2 separate regions of the Homo sapiens genome follow, and region 1 is linked to region 2. Evidence: chromatin contacts called from ENCODE Hi-C or POLR2A ChIA-PET data. All regions are on one chromosome and are shown on one strand. Each heading gives the region's core, a stretch centred on a gene start or an enhancer-like site at or near the end of the contact. The rest is flanking DNA. Distances are from core to core; before and after follow the strand shown.

Region 1 (7,425 bases), core at 3,473-5,972, 150 kb after region 2:
ACAAACATCTCCAGCAGGAAACTGGAGAGGAGTCGGCGGCCTCACAGGCTTCCCCAGCTAAGGACAGGTGTGGCGGGCATGGGGAGCCTCCTTCTGCCCACCTGCCTTGCTCCCTCCCGGCCCTTGGGGGCAGCCCCTCTGCAGACAAGGCCCCCATGTGGGCACACACAGCCAGCAAAGCTGCCCCTGGCACATAAGTGGGTTCCACTGCTGGCCAGGGTGGCCCCTCCAGGACTGTGCCTCATGACCTGAGCAGGTGGGACCTGTCACTCAAGGTCACTGTGTGCAGCTGGGCCACTCACCCCAGCCCCTTCCGACCCACCCCACCCACCTCCTTCCACATCCCCACAGGACCACGTCCCCACCGACCACATCTCCATGGACCACATCCCCACAGAACCACGTCCCCACAGGACCACAACCCACAGGACCACATCTCCACGGACCACGTCCCCACAGAACCACATCCCCACAGGACCACATTCCCACAGGACCACGTCTCCACGGACCGTGTCCCCACAGGACCACGTCTCCACAGGACCACATTCCCACAGGACCACAACCCACAGGACCACATCTCCACTGACCATGTCCCCACAGGACCACGTCCCACAGACCACGTCCCCACAGACCATGTCTCCGTGCAGGGCCATATCTCCCCACAGGACCTCATCCCCTCAGGACCTCATCCCGTGTGTCTGAGGAAGCTCCAGGGTCCTCAGAACCAGCTTCACGTGGCCAGGCCTGGCCCTCCTGCCCAGTGTCGTGCCCTACCCCCTTGCAGCCGTCATTCTCAGTCGCCCTTGAAGCTGGAGGGCAGGTCAACACTGCACATTTCACCACCACTCAGCACTGGCCTGGGCTGGTTGGAAAAGCACTGGGTCTTCCAGACCCTCCTCTGCAGCCAGTCCTGGGGCCTGAGCTCACACGTGCAGCTCACAAGCCCTCCCCTCCAGGACAGACCCTGGTGATGGCACCTATAACAAGTATCCGAGCCCGCAAAGGGGGCACAGGTGAATCCCCAGCCCCTGGTGGGACGGGCAGAGTGGGCCAGACACAAGGCAGCCCCTTCCACATACACGTGGTCCTCAGCCTTAGGCCAGCACCCAGGAGCATCAGGCAGCCCCTTCCGTGCACACGTGGCCCTCGGCCTTGGGCACCCAGGAGCGTCAGCACCCACGTGTGCATGTTCGTGTAAGTCCTTAGTCGGCTGCAGGGTGGAGAGAGGGGTGGGCAGCTCTGGGAGTCTTGGTTCTGGGTGTGCTCCAGGCCTCAATGTCTCCTGGGCAAACTGGGGACTCTGTGGTGGCGTAGGGAGCCATGGATTGAGCCCTGAGAAGCTCAGGTAGGCAGCCAGGTGGGGGGTGGCAGACCCAGAGCCTTGGGCAGCTGCCAGCGGCCGCCTCTGCCAGCTATCACTTTGCAGCCGTGTTTGCAAACCTCAGCAGGCTTGCCAAGCCTGTGCAACCCGCATTGTCTTCTGGCTGGGCCTCCGCCAGGGACACTCCACAGGAGCCACTCAAGGGCAGCTCCAGGACACTGAGGCTGGAGGTCTGGGTGGCCAACCCTGGACGGGGCTGGCTGACTGGAGTCTCCATGCGCTGCCCTGCATGGGCAACTGCCACCACTGAGCAGCCTGTCCGCGGGAATGTGGCTGCAGCTCCCCACACCTCCCAAAAGCCCCTGGGGTGTGGCCCACTCAGCCTGGGATAGTGAAGCAGCTCTCACCCCGTTTCACAGGCCCCAGGCCCAGGGTTACCCAACACGCACGGCACCAGCCTCCCAAAGAGAGGAAATTCTCCCGCAACCCGGTGGCTCCTCCCTCAGCGGCAGACCCAGGCTTGGCATCCTGGCAAGGTGTGGGCTGGGCCTCTACAGCATACAAATGCCTCCCCATGTGGGGGTGCCCTCCCTGGACCAGCGAGCTGGGATTTGGCAGCAGGGCTGGAGCTGGCGGACTTCAGTGTGGAAGACGAGCCCCTGCAGCTCAGCTGGCCATTGGCTGCCCACTCGCAAGTGGGCCAGCTCCCAGAGACCATGGCCTGCCCAACCTGCCCTCCTCCATGGTGGCAGCCCCCAGGCTATGCACCCCCACCCAGCCAGGTACCCTGAGGGATGGTCTCACCCCATTTGGAGTGGCTGAGCCTGGCTGGGAAACGTGGAAATGTCTCTGCTGCCCCTTACCCGGCCCCTCCAGGGCCGCCGAGACCCCCAGACAGTCTGGCTCAGGCCTGGGTAGGTAACCAAGCATCTCAACCGAGCACAAGGCCGAGCCTCCCGCAGCTCAGTTCTCTCAGCCTCGAAGCCTCCTGGTTCCTATCCTGCCTTGGGGCTCCATGTGCACTGGCCCACGCTGCAGGGGCCTGGCTGGACCAGTAGGCTTCCTCCCAGCAGCCTTCTTGGGCCCCCCACCAGAAAGAACATATCTTCAGACAAACAGACTTCGCCCAAGACTCCCCCAAACCCCACATTCCAGATCTGTGGGTGAGGGGCCTCTGGGGCCAGCTAAGGTTGGGGTGCTGCCGGGACACCACAGTGCCTGCTCCTGCCCCGGCCCCTGCCCCGGCCGGTTGTCCCTGTTGCTCCGAGGTCACAGCGTGCCCCGCCACCCCCAAGCAAGGCCTTTGCTGTTCTTTGCTTCCGAAGGTGCCTGGGCTCTGTACTGAGAACCTGGCCACTTGGAGTGTTCCCACGTCAAGGGGGAGGAAAGGGCAGGGCCTGGCTGGGACGCTCTGAATCAACCCTTGGCTGGGGCTCAGGCGGGGCAGAGCTGGTGGCTGTCGTTCTGACGTACCAGCCCGGGCCGGACACTCACAGCCACGGGGAGTGTTGATGGCTGTGTCCCCTCTGCCCACCCAGACCCCTGTGCTCCTTGCAGGGCGACCTCAGTCACAGTGCACGATGGCCACGCCCTCACCTACCACGTCAATGAGCTGAGCGATGGACAGGCCGAAGCGGACGAGGACCACGTCCGAGATGTTGGCCACGGGTCGGGACCACTTGTTGTAACCGGAGAAGAGTTTCTTCAGGAGCCGCTCCTCGGCGTGGGCCCGGGTCTCCACATGGCTGCTGGCTGCGGGGAGAGGCAGGCCAGTGGCTCAGGTGCAGGCGGGACAGGAGCCGGGAGCTGTCCAGGAGCTCTCCAGGCTGCCCCAGCCCCCTGCCCAGCACGTCCACTTCCTTTCAGCTCCTCACATGAGCCCTTCCCACCCCAGGACCTGTGTGTGTGCCGGGCGTGCGCTCTGTGTGTGTGTGTGTGCCGGGCGTGTGCTGTGTGTGTGTGTGTGTGTGTGTGTGTGTGTGCCGGGCGTGGCGTGCGCTGACCTCTCTTGGCCTCCGGCTCTCTCCCACCCCTGGGTGTAATTGTGATTTCCTCGGGGAAGCTTCCCAGGCCCCTCAGCCCACGGAGGCCTTCCCAGCACCTTGACCGCACCACAAAACCAGGCGGCGGATGGGCCGAGGACTGCTTTGGGTCTCCTGTCACACTGACTTCCAGGGAAGGGCTGTGTCTCTAGCAGCTGGCGAGTCAGAGGACACTCGGGGGTAACAGCAGCAAAGGAGGGAGTACAGGGCAGCGGGGCCAGCCCAGGCAGGAAGAGGGAGGAAGGGGAAGGAGGATCGGGCCCCCACAAGCGCCCGCTTCCTACGGAACCTCCCCTGGTTCATCAATCCCCTGATGCCCGAGGAGTGTTTCAGATGCAGACCCCAACGAGGTGCCAGCCCCCTCCGCACCCCAGCCTGCCCGTGCTGTTGGGCAGACCCAGAACGCCCCTGATGAGTCGCTCTGGAGGAGCACAGCCCTAGGTCCATCTGTGCTCCAGGTCCGGGGCCCCAGGATCTGAGGCATTCCCCGCCTGTCCTGGGCGCTGCCATAAGGGGCGGGTCTGGGCGGAGGGGGAGACCTCCACCTCCCTGGTGGGTCCCGCTGGCCTGAGAGCGCAGACAGGACTCGGGGAGGGGGAGGGGTCAGTTCTACACCCCTGGGAGCCTTGACTCCCAGCCCAGAGTCCCCACCCGCGACCTTGTCCTTCCTGCAGAAAAGGTGGGTGGCGGCCGCCAAGGGCAGAGGCCACCCCTCTGATCCCCTAAACCGGAGGAAGCAGGCATGGGGGTCTTCAGGGAAATTTAGCTGGATGGATGGGGGAAGGGCGAAGGTGGCCCCACCTCTGCTCAAGTTCGAGCTTTTGGGGCCAGCCCTGAAATAGCAGCGGAACCCCCCACACCCCGCGGAAAGCCCCTTTCCCAGCCCTCCGCATTCGCCGGCGGTCAACTCCCTCCTCGCCTGGCTCAGCCCGGGTGCGAGCGCAGCCTGTGCGGCTGGGGATGGGGAGCCTCGCGGTCGCCCAGTCGCGCGCACCCGCGGCTTGGGACCGCAGTCAGGAGCCTGCCTCCCTCTGGCTCTGGGGGTCCCAGGCCATCCGAACGCGGGCGAAAGGGGGCCCATCCCGCGCCCCGTAACTTACCGCGCAGGAGGCCGGTCCCCAGAAGCAGCAGCAGCGGCGGCAGCAGCCGCGGCGCTCCGGGGCCCCCTAGCTCCATGGCGCACGCACCTCGCGGGCTCTAGATGCGGGCGGCTCCCGGCTCCCCGCCGCTTCGAGGCCCGTGCGCGCCCAACTTCATGCCTCCCGCGCCTCGCGGGCCGCTTCGGCCGCCGGGCCCGGTTCGTCTTCTCCTGTGGGGCGCGGTGCGGCGGCGGCGCGGCAGGGAGCGCCGGGCTGTGGGCTCCGTGGCGCGGCCCCGCCCGGCCCTGCCCGCCTCAGCCGGCTGGGAGGGGGAGCAGGGGAGGGGGGAGGAGGGGGAGCAGGGGAGGGGGAGGGAACGGAGAGTGAAAAGGGAGGAGGGAGCAAGGGCCAGGGAGAATGAGCAGGGATGGACCGCGCGCCCAGGGGGACGGGGAGGCTGCGCTGGGCCCCGGGCGGGGGTAAAGTTTCCTTGTTCTCCTGGGGTTCGAGACGTGCCTGAGCCGGGGACGGGGACCCCGGGGTCACTGAGTGCGACTGGGGGGTCCCGGAGTCAGTCTGACCTCCCTCCCCACATCTCCAGCCTGGGCGCCCGCTCCCTGCCTGCAGGGGTGGGGGGCACATCTAGGGGATCCGGCGCAAGGAGGGGCACCCCTAGCACATCTGGGTTACTCCATCGCGCCAGCCGGTGTCTGCAGCCTGAAAATCGCGTCTCTGGTCTTGTTCCCCAGCGAGCCGTTCAGGACTCTCTGTCCGCCTGCAGCCCCCGCCTTCCCTGGTACCTCCGCAGAGACCCAAGAGGCGTCCAGAGGGGAGCCCAGGCGCACGGTCCCCAGGGAGGGGCCCCGCCCTCAGGTGGGTGCCGAGGTGGCCGCCCACAGAGCAGCAGGTGCGTTGGAGGAGGGGCGCCTTGTGCGGCTGAATCTCGTGTGCAGGAGGAGAGGGCGAGGCTCTGCAGAAACATCAGACCCGGCCATCCCTGTAGCCGCGCCCCTGGCCCAGCCTCAGGCTCTGCAGCTGGGACACAGCCCCCGAAAACGGAGATTTCCGTCGTCGGTAATGGAAGGCAGAGCAGAAGGGGCTGGAGAGGTCCGGTGACCCTCCGCATTCACGCCCCTCCCTCCAAGGCTGCAAGGCTGCTGGTCGGGCGAGGGGGCTCCGTCAGGAGTTCCCTGCAGCAACCCCCTCTCCAGCACAGGCCTCTGGAGCCCTACAGCTCCTGCCCCTCCCATCGCTCTCCCATCTCCCCTGTCCCTACCCCCTACCTTCCTTCTCCTCCTCCCCCCAGCTTCCCTGAGCAGCCACTGCTCCTGCCCACCCCTCTCCCCCCTCCCTGCCCACCTCTGGTTCCAGGTTGAGCTCATGGCTCCTCATACACCTGCTTTGGGACGGGCAGGAGCTCTTCCTCACTGGCCAGAGCTGTCTGTCCGCTCTGTGGGCAGTGCCTACAATTAGAGCTTTCAGAACACACAGCCGCTGCACAGTGGCTGGTCCAACGACGACACTGCCCTCCTGAATTGCCTGGTCCAGCGACAACACCTGCCCTGCTTCTGTGGCCTTCCCACATGCTGGTCCAAGCAAGCTGGATGCAGGGACCCCCTGCACTTCCACGGCCCCCTTGAGGTGGCCTCTTCAATTGTCCCTACGTTACCAAAGAGATAACACAGGTGCGGAGAGGCCGAGCGACTTGCCGAAGCTCACAGTCAGTACTGGGATTCCAACCCAGGCCATCTGGCTTTAGGGTCTGCACCCCGGCCTCCTGCTGGCCTCAGATGTAGTTTTGGGCTGACGTGCCCTCACTGGGACAGCCTCCTGGGAGATCCCAGGTCTACTTTCCTGAACTCTTTCCTGGAGCCATGGGTGTCTGCCACCCACCCTGCTGACGGCTCTCCCTCAGACCACCCTGCAGATCCAACCCTCGATGGTTTCAAGGGCCTGTTTCCCTAGGCAGACTGAAGTCCCCCAAGGAAGGATTCCCTCTCCTCCTCCTCCTCTCCTTGCTCTTCCCAAGCCCCTGGGCAGTGCAAGACCCTGGTCCTTCTGGCCTACATGAAGCCCCTCCATGGGCCAGTTCTGTGCCAGGAACTAGAAGGTTCCAAGCTGGATGGATATTTGGGCTGAGCAAGCAGCTGGTAAACACAGGGAGGGGAGAAGAGCAAAGTCCCCCGAGGCCCCGTGAGGGCAGCCTGCTGACCTCTGACCTCTGACCCACTCACAGAACCCCACCCCCGCTCCCTGCGGCACAGCCCATGAGGCTCTCTGCTTAGGAAGGGGACAGAGAGGTGGCAAGGCCAGCGGTTCCCGCATGGTATAGACTGGCCTCTGCCCTTTGGTTCAGGCCCCACCTTGGTGAGAAGCCCCTGCCTGTGGTGTCGCAGAGCAAATGCCATTGGCAGAGCCAAATCCACATTCTTTTGTGAGTGGAGAGGCCAGCCGTGCTGCGGTCCCTGCTGGAGCCCCTGTGACACGGGGTTATCGTTTCTCTGACTTGGCAGCTGGCCGAAACGGGGCTCTTCTGCTGATAAAGTGATGTCCACTCGTGGGTTCCACACCCTCGTGGGTGCCTCACCCTCCCGTGGCAAACCAAAGACCTCTTTGGGAAGAGGACACCCCTGCTCCTGCACTTGGGCTCATGGTTTCCCCCTGGACTTGTTAAAATCGAGGCCTCCTGTGGAGATTATCTGGGGTCACAGCAGAGCGGGGGGCGTGTGGTGAGCTGGGTGAATCCCTGAAGGGCCACGGGTGTCCACTCAGCCGTGCGTGGGGGCGTTTGTTTAACTCCAGATTCTGGAGCTCCACCCTCAGAGACTGTTCAGTCTGGGGTGAGGCCTCCAAATCTGTGGCTTCCACCAGCCATTGCTGGCAGCTCTGATGCAGGCGGCCCCAGAGTGCCCGGAGAAATGTCAGCTTAGAGCCACTTGGCCCAGGGCTGATGTGGAGGGTCAGGGTTCCCCACCGCAGCCAG
Region 2 (6,465 bases), core at 1,247-3,746:
CATCCCAGCCCCAGTGGGATGCCGCCTCCTCCACAGGGAAAATCATTTTCACCCCACTGATGCCCAAGGTTAACAGGAGTCACATCTTCATGAGCAGTCTATCATTCCTAATACTTTATAGTCTGCTGCTTTGTTGTTTAGGATAATTTAAAAATCAGAAATGACAGTAAAGGTACAAAACAATTAAAACCAACTTAAAAACAAATATATGCTAACAAAATAAACTCACCTGATTTGACTGTCCAGTAAGGTAGGGCTCAAAGTCATTGTCATGAACTGTATCCTTCTGATGTAACGAACCATTTTGTACTAGAACAAAAAGTTGCAAAATATTACCCTCAAATTTTAAAAGATTACTTTTAAGCTTGGAAGGCAAAGTTAGCAAAGTCTATTTCCATCTATTTCTAGCAGAAATTATGCTTTAATTTTAAAAGGAGTACAACCAGTATAGAACTGATGTTTATACAACTAATTAGAAGGGGGACGGGAAACTTTCAATAATTTAGGATAAATTTTAAATAAAGGCTTAATCGTAATTTGGTGAGATTAACCAAATCAAGTGTTAACACATAATGCAAGGAACACATAACCAGGGTGAAAACTGACATGGTCTAAGAAGACTTATGTGTGGCAAAAAGAAGTGGAGCCTCCAAAAGCCCAAATGCAGAATGTATGCCCAAACGTATGGAGAACGGAGGGAAGAAAACTTAGGAGGGAAGGGGCTGCAACTGAAGGACTGTTGGGAGCTATTATCTGACTCTCCACAGTGAACCCCAAATATCTGAGACAGGTCTCAGTTAATTTAGAAAATTTATTTTGCCAAGGTTAAGGACACACCCATGATACAACCTCAGGAGGTCTTGACAACATGTGCCCAAGGTAGTCGGGGGACAGCTTAGTTTTATACATTTTAGGGAGACATGAGAACCATCAATGTAAGATGTACATTGGTTTGGTCCGGAGAGGCGGGACAACTTGAAGCAGGGAGGGGGCTTCCAGGTCATAGGTAGATAAGAGACAAACGGCTGCATTCTTTCGAGTTTCTGATTAGCCTTTCCAAAGGAAGCAATCAGATAAGCATTTATCTCAGTGAGCAGGAATGACTCTGAGTTCTGTCCTTTGTCCACCAGGAATTTCCTTGTGGGCAAACTGTGGGGGAAGTATGTAACTTTTTTTGTCTTAGAAGCTATCTTTTTCAGGAATAGAATGGGAGGCAGGTTTGCCCTCAGCAGTTCTCAGCGTAGCTTTCTCCCTTTGGCTCAGTGATTTGGGTGCCCCAAGACTGGTTTTCCTTTTACACCACTTACCTTCCCACTGTTATTATGCTCAGCCAGAAAAAGCAAGCAAAGGTAAATAAAGTGCTGGGCCTTTTCCAATCTTAAAACACGATGAACCGTATTTGGTTACACCTGAGCTGACACACAAACTGGCTAAAAAAGTGTTCCAAGTAAACGTGAAGTGTCACTTAACAGTTTTCACATGAGTGCGCTCTGAGGGTTTATCCCAAGCCATAATGTCACAGGAGATGCTAACAGACTTGGAAAACGGGCTGCAACTACCGGGGATGTGGAGCTTAGCCTGCAGAACCTTGGACTGCCCCTCTCCTAGAGCAGCCCCTGCTGGGCGGAAAAAGGCAAGTCGCTCAACCCCTGCGGCCATGTCCACCCGGCTCTCCTACCTCCCCTTCCCCAAAGCAAATCCATGATCATGCGGTGGGGAGAGACGGGCCCAAACTACTCTGAGCAATCATTTATTCACTTCTTGAGAAGCCCCTGTCTTCGACCTGTCAAATCTCCCAGAATCGTCGCACAACCTCAAGTTTTATCTCCCTGAAGCTGGCGGAAGAGAGAAAGTTTCCGGTTCCAGACGCAGCTTCCTGGACCGTTCCTTCCCCGTCCTCCTCCACTCCAGCCCGCGCCGGCCGTCCCGGGACTCCGCTCACCTTTATTATCTTGTCCTTTTGTTCTCTGCACCGCCGCAGGCCGGGACGTGGGGTACACACAACCCGGGGGAAGAGGGAAACACAAAGTTATTCACCAGAGAACTGGTCTCCAACGGGCCGCGAGCTCCGCCGGCCCCGACGCGCGGTCACGTGCGACCCCGGCCCCGAGACCCCGGTCCCGCCTGGGCCCGGCCTCCGCGACCCCGGGCTCTGCGTTCCAGCCCCAGGACCTCAACCCAGACCCCGCGCCTCGGCCCCGGCCGCGGCCCCTGTAACCCGGCCCCGCTACCTGGGTGTCCACGCTGGTGGCCGACATGCTTCATGAACAACTAGACGCGGGGCCGGGGCGCCCGCCGGCTCGGGCCTCCCCTAGAGGCCGGGCCTGTCACCCTAGCTCGCGCGGCCCCGGGCCCCGCCGCCAATTCCCCGGGCGCCGGCCGGGCGGCGGCGGCGGCTGCTGGGCGCGCGGGCCCCTGGCGAGGCGGCAGCGGCGGTGAGCCCGGGACGCGGACGCACTGAGGAGGCGTCGACTCCAATGGCGGCGGCGGCGGCGACAGCAGCGGCGACGGCGGCGGCAGGGGACGAGACTGCGCGGCGTCAGCGTGCACGCGGGGCAGGCCGGGAGCGCCGCGCCGGGCCGCCACACTTCGCGCCTGCGCGCTCCCGTCTTACGGGATGGATTTCGCTCTCAGGTCCCAGTCTCGTGCGGCGGGGCGGGGACCGCAGCCGGCTGGGCGGGGAAGCCCTGAGCCGGGGAAGTCACGTGGGGCGTGTCCGGAGGCGCCGCGGGGCCTGGCGGGAAGGGGCTGGCGGGCTGCTGCCAGGTGTACAGCCGCCCACACACACCCCGGCCACAGCCGCACCCCCGACGCGCTACCGGCACTGAGGCCTCTGTAGTTTTCCCCAAGGTCCGAAGACTAAACGCTGTTCTGGTCCGACAGCTGGGCTACGGGTCTGTCCGGGGTCGGTCTGCCCTTCCCCCGCGCGCAAACACCTGCCCGCCCAGAGCTCCGAGCCCCCGCGTGTTCCAGGTCGCGCGCCTCGGCCCTTGCCGCGGGACCTGCGGGCTTTGTTCGCTTTGCGGCCCTGGCCTTCAGCCGCAGCGGAGCCCTGGGCCCGGTCCCGGAGGTCAGCTGTTGTGTGGATGCACCCCTGGACCTGCGAGAGGCTCGCCGGCTTATAACCAAGTTCTCATGTTAGATTCTTGACCCCGATTTCATCACCAGGAGGAAAAGCAGTGCTCTGTGCCCCAGCCTAGGCCGGGCCAGGGGACTTGTCATCTTTGTTCGAGGATGGACAGCCCCTTCTTAGCAGCAACTGTGCAAAGAGAGCCCAGTTCTCAGTTCCTAACCCCTCAGCATCCCCAACCTGGACGCCCTTCTGGTCAAGGTGTTGAATTTCGCTCCCTGCAGCCAGTATCCAATCCTGCCACCCTTGTGGCTAACTCCCTACAGAGGCTTCCAGGTTGATATTTTTCTTTCCAGCTCTGGCAGCTGTAACATCTTCACGTGGCCTGGATCTGGGTCCTGCTAAAGGAGAAAGACCTGGAATGGGGTGTCAGGCAGGTTGACGTCAAATGAGTGTTTTCCACAAAGTGGGCCCGGGCAGATGCGCTAAGCAGGGTGAACAGTGACAGCAGGGACGGCAATGGAGTCCCAAGACGGCTCCAAGCCTGGACATCCGCATCAGTGGGGTAGCAGACAGCCTCTCACACTGCTGCAGGAGGAGGTGGAAACTGCCCCCAGCAGGCCGGTCAGCCACAGAGAGGACTGCTGCTCCAAGTTGCTCCAGGTCTCCCTGGAGCCCTGCCTCGCCTAAAGCTGGGGAAAGCGGGCTGGGCTTGTTTCCCTGGAACAGAGCTGGGGGATGTCTGGTGCCCTGAGGATGAATCTGGATCCCCTGGGACTTTGATGTGTTTGGGCCATGGGCAGACATCTCAGGCCAGGATGAAATCTGTGCATTTGGGGTACATCCGAAAATGAACAGCACGTTTCCAGGATGGTGGCCCACATGGAGAAGATGTGTGGGGATTGTAGGGACAGTGGGGTCCCTGGGGGCACCCTGCCACCTGCTTCTGTGTGATAAGGCCTGCGCATCCTGGGCAGGCCCTGAGTGCCTGCTTCCCAGGACACTGAACTGTTTGGCGGCCAAGACTGCAGCAAGGGGGTGTCTGGGTGGTCAGAGTAGACACTCGGACTCTTGGAGCCCCTGTCTGTCTTCTCACCCAGCTCCCATCCCTGGGCCAGGACGGTGCAGTGGTCACCACTGGAGTTCAGAGCCTCACAGCCAGTTACAGGGCCTTCAGCCTCAGGCCTACTTTCCTCCTCCGTGGTGGGTTAATTACTCCCCTTTCACAGGATGAGTGTGTGGAAGAAACTGGGTATGCAGCCCTTGGCGTCAGGCCAGGGCTCTGTCAACACTGGCTGTTACCTGCTGCCTTCACCCACAAATGCCCAGCCAGTCACAGGAGGCAGCACTGGCCCTGCGGGAAGTGGCCACTCCGAGCTTAGGGGCCTTCTTAGATGGCTGAGTGCCGGCAATGCAGGACCCTGGAGGTGTTTCAGTTTCCTGGAGCTATCTCAACAAAGTACCCGGAACTGGGGGGCTTAAAATAACGGCAATTTATTCTCTCCCAGTTCTGGAGGCCAGAAGTCTCAGATCAGTATTGCTGGGCTGAAGTGGAGACAGAAGCTCCTTCCAGGGCCCTCGGGGAGGATCCTAGCCTCCTCCAGCCTCCGGTGGAGGCCGCAGCCCTTCCTGGTCTTTCCTCCTCGCCTCCGTCACCTCATGGCCTTTTCCTCTGTGCCTGTGTCTCTTCTTATAAGGACACTCATCTGGATTTAGAGCCCACCCTAATCCAGGATAACCTCATCGTCTTGTGATTATATCTGCAAAGAACCTATTTCTAAATAAAGTCACGCAGGTACCAGGTGGACATGAGTTTTGGGGGTACACTCTTCAGCTCACTACAGAGATCACTGGGGAGGCCTCACAGTGATGCCTATGGAGAGATTTTGGAGGGTGACTCCTGGGGCTGAGTAGGTTCTACTCACAAATGTAGATGGAAGGAGAGGCCCCCACAGTGAGGCCTGAGGAGGCACCACCATGCCAGCCTAGCCCCACTGGCCAGGGAAGAGGCTGGCAGGATCCCACAGCCACTGCCCGGACCCACCCAGGCTTTTGCTGTGAACTCCAGAAGGCTCCATGCTGACCCTGACATGGAAGGAGACTGGGGGCTGCCCAGGGGCAGGACAGGTCTGGTTGGCGGGAACAGGGGGCCCTAAAGTGAATTGAATGCAGGGGGTGTGGCACCAGCAGGGGGTGCTGAGGTCCCCAGGCCAGCTCTGGGGGGAAAGCCTTTATCTTGGCCAGGCCTGAGGACCTGGGAGGGTGTCACAGAAAACCAGGAGTTGAGCTGCCTGTAACCTTGGAGGGCCACGTCCACTGCCCAGCCTGCCCAGGTTCACACCCCAGCCCAGCTCTCGGCCAGGAAAAGGGAGGTCACCCAGCACCGAATGTCAGGGGACAACTGTCTCTCCCTCACAGGGAGCAGGCAGCTCCTCATGTCATGGATGGAAACGGATCAGAGGGCTTTGGCCACTCCTCTGGGTGGCCCAGCGGTCTTGAGACAAAGCCTGCCATTTCTAAGCCTGTGCCGTCAATGACAGACAAGAGCCCATCCCCTGTGGGCCGTCTGCCTTCAGACGGGAACCTTCTTGCTCGGGGAACCTGTTGCTCATCCAAGAGCCCTTCCTAGCAGTACCCGCTCCTGGCAGCACCCTCAAGTGGTATGGGATTGTCTAAACATGACTAGCATTAGGAAGGTTTGGGTTTTTATTTATTTGAAAGTCACACAGGCGCATGGTTAAAAAGCTATCTTTGCACTCAAAGGATATAAGGTGGGAAGCAAAAACCACCACCCCCAAACCCCTCAGAGAGGGAGCCCTCCAGATGCCTGCCTGTGCATGCAAGCATGAGTCTCTGTCTCCACTATCTGCCCTTGCATCTCACGTGTTGGGAAACCGCACTTTGGGGATCCACAGTGCTGCTGAGTATCAACACCCGCCGTCCACCCACCTCGTCCCTCTCCAGGGAGGGCATGGGCTCCAGCCTCATCCAGTGAGTGTCCTGGCCCCAACACACATGCACACGTGTGCGAAGACACCTGGCAGGAGGCTCCTGCCCATGGAATCACTGGGCCAAAGGCGCTTACACTGGCCATTGTGCTGATGTTGCCAGATGGCCCCCAAGGAGGCTGTACCAAAACCCCCAGCCAAGAGGAGGTTTCTGAGCTGGGTGCAGGGTCCAAACGCTGTGGGCCCTGAATTCAGATGATCCCTGGCTGAACCAAACCCCTCCTGAGTGCTGGACACAGCTCACCCTGCAGCTGGCCTCTGGGGGCTCTCAGTGAAGATACCCATCTGTCTCGATGGACACCAGCCACTCACGCAGCTGCCCTCTCCACGAATGCTGTCTCAGGTCCTCATCTCCTCCCTCACCTCAACCCCGGGCTCATCCCCAGT

What was found. A loop is a pair of places that touch in the nucleus more often than their neighbours do. ChIA-PET counts read pairs that join two places held with the same protein, here RNA polymerase II (POLR2A). Pooled maps may share reads with other maps.
Region 1: a pooled map shows a loop between it and region 2 (2.3-fold over the local background). The contact joins the promoter of CHRNA4 here to the promoter of YTHDF1 in region 2. A Hi-C loop is called at or near these places in 1 of 168 maps with a recorded cell type or tissue (dorsolateral prefrontal cortex) and 1 of 50 pooled maps. POLR2A ChIA-PET finds 5 or more read pairs at or near these places in 3 of 52 experiments (H1, PC-3 and T-cell).

The regions. Positions count from the first base shown.
Region 1 is chr20:63,356,627-63,364,051 of GRCh38, forward strand. It overlaps CHRNA4 (cholinergic receptor nicotinic alpha 4 subunit), which reads right to left and starts at 4,723. Exons shown (of 6, transcript NM_000744.7): 1 at 4,464-4,723; 2 at 2,922-3,073. The coding sequence starts at 4,539. It overlaps LOC100130587 (a long non-coding RNA gene), which reads left to right and starts at 3,362. Exons shown (of 5, transcript NR_110634.1): 1 at 3,362-3,543; 2 at 5,192-5,315. RefSeq lists enhancers at 1-53, 4,831-5,464.
Region 2 is chr20:63,213,635-63,220,099 of GRCh38, forward strand. It overlaps YTHDF1 (YTH N6-methyladenosine RNA binding protein F1), which reads right to left and starts at 2,497. Exons shown (of 5, transcript NM_017798.4): 1 at 2,232-2,497; 2 at 1,943-1,967; 3 at 230-309. The coding sequence starts at 2,258. RefSeq lists silencers at 2,370-2,439, 2,570-2,849.